2 separate regions of the Homo sapiens genome follow, and region 1 is linked to region 2. Evidence: chromatin loops called from intact Hi-C (ENCODE). Cell type or tissue: OCI-LY7. All regions are shown on one strand.

Region 1 (2,500 bases), 1.3 Mb after region 2:
AGAGATGTAGATGATGTTTTTGGTTTTTGGTTTTTGTGCTCCCCTTCCTGGGACCTTCTCAGCCATTCTACTGCCCACTTCTCTTCTGATATCCTATCATGGGAGAGAAGTCACCCAGCTGGCCATGCATCTATACAACAAATATTTACTAAGCACTTGCTTTGTACCAGCATTTAAGTACTTGGTCATGAGGATTCAGTGGTATATAAGATCTAGTCCCTTCTCTCAGAAAGGTTGTTGTTTAGTGGGATAGACAGACATATAAGCTAATAGTTCTAGTGTAATGTGTCTATAACAATAACAGAATGAAAACATCTATAGTAAAGATTGATAAGTTAATTTACTCTAATGTGTTACGTCATTTTACCCAGAAGTTTTTAAATGAACAGAAGAATATATATACATATATTCTCTTTCTTTCTCTCTGTGTCATTTCTATGGGTGAAATTTCTGGTATTTGTGATTAGGATGATGAGATATCTGATACCCATAGAGGTGACCACAAACTCTGTCCATAAAGCTGAGCTTGTTATAAATTTTAATTTCAACTCAGGGCTGGATAAATTCATAGAATGTTAAGGGTTCAAGGAATTTCACAGTGTATCTTATTGATTCATTTTACAGATGAGGACCCTAAGACCTAGAGAAACTAAGTCATTTGCTCAAGAAGACAAAGGTAATCATCAGAAATCAACATGAGATTTCAGCTCTCCTGATCCTTAGTACAACATGTGAAAGAAGATATGTTGTCTTTACTCACAGTGGAGGCATTTTTCTAGCTGTGTTTGATTTGGCTTCCCTATAGATTCAGGACCCATAACTCTTGTTCTCACTCATCTGCTATGCTGCTGATAAGGACTTTCAGGTCAACAGCTGTAACTGCTAAATGAAGTTAATACTCTGGAAAAAAAAAAAAAAAAAAAACCAGAAGGAACAGAGACCAAAAGATTGAAAGCCATTTGGAAATTTCTTGAGTGGTGTCTGGCAGGTCTTTTATGAAGATTATCATAAACCAGGAAAAAAAAAAAAAACGCCTGCTGACTGTGTTATCTGTAGTGCCTATTGCCTATTTTGGCTGATTCATTGATGGTGTAACAGATAACAGAATGAAAGGAAATGGTTTGGTTTCTATAAAGGAAAAAGAATGGTTTGTATAAGGAAACCATTAGTTTCCTGAGATTGCTATACCAAATTATCAAAACTTGGTGTCTTAAAACAATAGAAATTTTTTCTCCCACAGTTCTGGAGGCCAGAAACTCAAAATCAGTATTTGGCGGCTGAAATCAAGGTGTTGGCAGCACCCTCTGGAGGCTCTCGGACAGAATCTGTCCCTTGTGTCTAACAGATTCTGCTGGCTGCTGGCATTCCTTGACTTGTGGTCGTATCATTCCCATCTCCTCCTCCATAGTCATAACGCTTTCTCCTCTTCTCTGGCATTTGCATCCCTTTTATAAGACACGTATGACTGCATTTAGGGCTCACCAGGATAATGCAGGATAATCTTCCTATTTCAGGATCCTTTGCCACATCTTCAAAGTCCTTTTTGGCCAATAAAGTAATATTCACAGGCTCCAGGTTTTAGGATGTGGGTAGTGGTGTTGGGGTGGGGGGCAGATTTGGGGGTGAACAACCAGCCTACTACTGGTGGGTGACTGGTTATCCATCATTCTTAAGTCAGAAATGATGACCCAAAATCTCTTTTTGCTTTTGCTTCACTCATTTTGCATTTAATTACTAGGCTCTGCTTCTTCAGACACTTTTATTACAGTTTAGTTTTTGCTACATCCCTCAAAAATGTCTTATTATTTTCACGGCCTGTCATTTAGTTATGTTTTCTTCTAAGTGTTTGGCTGTCTTGGTCAGTGCTCTAAAGGAATTAAAATCACTTGGTCAGGGCTCTGAAGTAATTGGTCAGTGCTCTGAAGTAATTAAAATCACTGTGAAGCTGAATGAAAAATCAGAAGAAGAATCAAGAGACCTATGTTTTGCTTGTTAGGAGAACTGTGTATCCTTTATGTCTATTTTTGGAGTTGGTGGTAATTTCTGGTCAAGGAATCAAATGTTCTTATTCCTAACCATATAGTCAGATAAGATGGCTAAGGTGCTTTCATAATCACCATTGATTCACTGTCAGATGGGCCCGTGCTCTGTGACAACTTTTCAATATTATAGACTTTACCAAATAAAAAGGTATCTCCTCATTCTGTGCACAGAAAAAGAAAATGATGGATGAGTATATTAGCCAGAACCCTGTCGCAGAAAAATAAGCATGAGTGTGCCCTTTCATGCCTCCTGAGAACTCCTGTGCTAGACAGAGCCTGTTCAAGATGTCTTTTCTGACTTTCTGATTCCAGTTGACATCTAGGCATATAAGGCAACTTTGTGATGGGGCCAGAGAGCACCACACATTGTTGTGTATGAAATACTCTATTCAGCAAACAAGCCGTGCAGCAACAAGACCTAGTGTGGTCAAGGATGGTGGACTAAAAACCACTATGAA
Region 2 (2,500 bases):
ACATTTGACCTCCTCTCTTAGGTAATCAATAATATCCAATAATCAATAAGTAATAGTGTTTGTTATTTCTGAGGCCCATGTGTAGCTTCAGACTTTTAATTTAAATTTTCTCATTCAATTTTTTTTTTTTTTGAGACAGGGTCTTGCTCTGTCTCCCAGGTTGGGGTCAAGTGGTGTGATCATGGCTCACTGCAGCCTCAAACTCCTAGGCTCAAGCCTTGATCTTCCCACCTCAGCCTCCAGAGTAGCCGGGACCAGAGGTGAGTGCCACTATACCTGGCTAAATTTTAGGAAATATTTTTTGTAGAAATGAGGTCTCACTACGTTGCCCAGGCTGGTCTCAAATTCCTGGCCTCAAGCAATCCTCCCACCTCAGCCTCCCAAGGTGCTGGGATTACACACATGAGCCACTGTGCCTGGCCCACACTCAAACTTTTTAAGATGACAGCACAGTACCTTTCACAAGGATATCATATATTGAATTACTGAGCTGTGGTTCAAAAGTTTGTTCATGGTTTACCGTACAGACATTAACCACTGCTCAATCATTTCTAAAAACATATATAAAGTTGATGCCAATTCACAATCACCAGAATTTATTTTTAATTGTCATACTAATTTGGTGATCAGACCCTCTTCTATGTCAGAAACAAAGGGCATATATGTGAGTTGACTGCAGCCTTCTGACAAGGAGCAATTTTCTTCTAAGTAAGTTACAACTAAATTCCCAGCCTTGGTCTGTACACCCATGATCTAACAACTTTTTTTGCCTTTCTCAACAGTGGCCAAGAAAATATATGCAATTCATAGTAATTCATGATTTGGGATTTTATTTCTATGTAAAATGGGATAATTTTTAAGGACCCTGAAGTCCTTTAAATCACAAATCACTTTAGGGTAGCAGTCTATTCCTGCCAGAATTCGTTTACTGGAATTACAAAGTAAATAACCGTGAAAAGAAGATGGAGGTGAAAATCAAGGTTGTAGAGAATTTGAGAGGGAAACAGAAAGGGAATCATACTGCTTGCTTTTAAAAAAAAAATGCACCAAAGCTTTCTTCATTCAAGCAGTTGGTTTTGTTCCCTAACTGGTCCCCCACATATCTAAGTGCAATGAGTACATTCCCAACTCCTACTGCCAAGTTAAAATGAAAACGTTCTCAGTCTAGAAATGATTGAGGTGGTTTTCTTTAATCAAATTAGAGCAGCCAAATGTTCCTTTCAAAGGTAACTGTCTACTCTGCAGCTGTATGCAAACTACCACATCAAATGTGAGGGAAAAAATAGCGATAGAATTGTGTCCTTACAGTACAGAGCTAGCTGCAGAGATGGAGAAACAAAAGCATTTGTACAGTTAAGAATTACATTCACAGTGAGCTTCCAGAAATATGCTGACTTCACAAACTGTGAACAATGTATTGAAACTTCCAGTACATAATTAGCTATTTTGGGGAGGGGAGGAACATGGGGGGAAATGCCCCCTTAAAAACGGCTAAGCAGCAATAGATACCTTGAGTCATTTACCCTCCCAACCAAAGTTTCTCAATGAGAAACATTAAAAGACTGGCTGAGACTTCATAGGAAAAAAAAGTCTCATAGACCTTGCTTTTTCACTTCCTGTCTCCATCAAAAACACACCACAGTGAGTAAACTTGAGTATCCCGCAAGCTTCAATTAAGCTTGTAATGATTCATTTGCATGCAGAATTTATTCTTTTAAATAATCAGACATGGGAATTTCCTGCAAAGAATTAATTCATAGTGGGCTTATTTTTTCAGTTTGTTTCCCTTAAGAAAAATCAATTGGCTAACATTCCCAATATGATGTCAAATTAGCTTTTCTATGTTACAATTTATATCAGCTGTTGGTTTCAGGGATGGTATATCAACAGTATGAAAACCTAGAAGATGACAATGAATTTATATAGCCAGGTGCAATCAGCAACAGAAGAATGAAACAATGTTCTTTCTTCAATTATGGATCCTCTCCAGATGGTTATACTGTCCTCTAAATTAAGGAATGTGGAATAAATAGGGGAAAAGTATATCTCATGTGATCCCAATATTTCTCCAGAGCAGCTGTTCTTAAACTTTTTTGCTTCTGGTGAAATTAGCAGACAACTTCCTTGGTTCACATGCCCTTTGACATTACCCAAATTTAAGAACTGCTGCATAACAAAAACTTCCCGCAGGTAATAAGCAATTCTTGGGCTGCAGCCCTTCTGCTCCCAACCAGGAAAGCAAACTGAATTGCAAAAAAAAAAAAAAAAAAAAGACATTTTGATTATTCAAAAATTTATTTTAAGAAGTGTAATCAGACTTCCAGTTCAAAATGGTGGACCTATCACAAATATTTGCCTCCATTCTTTCTCAGTAAAAGAAATAAACCCATAATTACAAAAGGGCGTCCCACATACACAAAAAGGAGAGAATTTAGTAAATTTGCTGGGTGACTGAAAATAAACAGAAATAAGGTGATGGAAGAAGTCACCAAAGAGATAG

Evidence for each region. Peaks named below come from ENCODE experiments on the same cell type or tissue, not always from the same donor. Only the 100,000 strongest peaks of a DNase experiment are listed, where the experiment ranks them.
Region 1: a loop joins it to region 2, with 5 times the contacts of the local background. A loop is called at or near these places in 1 of 110 quality-filtered maps.

Annotation. Positions count from the first base shown.
Region 1 is chr7:94,063,802-94,066,301 of GRCh38, forward strand. It overlaps LOC130890646 (a long non-coding RNA gene), which reads left to right. Exons shown (of 4, transcript NR_186703.1): 4 at 625-2,500. Among named protein-coding and RNA genes, the nearest start is that of BET1, 61 kb to the left of the region's middle. In OCI-LY7, a CTCF peak has its summit at 1,321 (motif pointing left); no DNase peak of the experiment used is centred here.
Region 2 is chr7:92,812,304-92,814,803 of GRCh38, forward strand. The region is part of intron 2 of CDK6 (cyclin dependent kinase 6); the gene reads right to left. Among named protein-coding and RNA genes, the nearest start is that of CDK6-AS1, 23 kb to the right of the region's middle. In OCI-LY7, no CTCF peak of the experiment used is centred here; DNase peaks (open chromatin) are centred at 1,268 and 1,568; H3K4me3 peaks cover 2,305 bases; H3K27ac peaks cover 2,500 bases.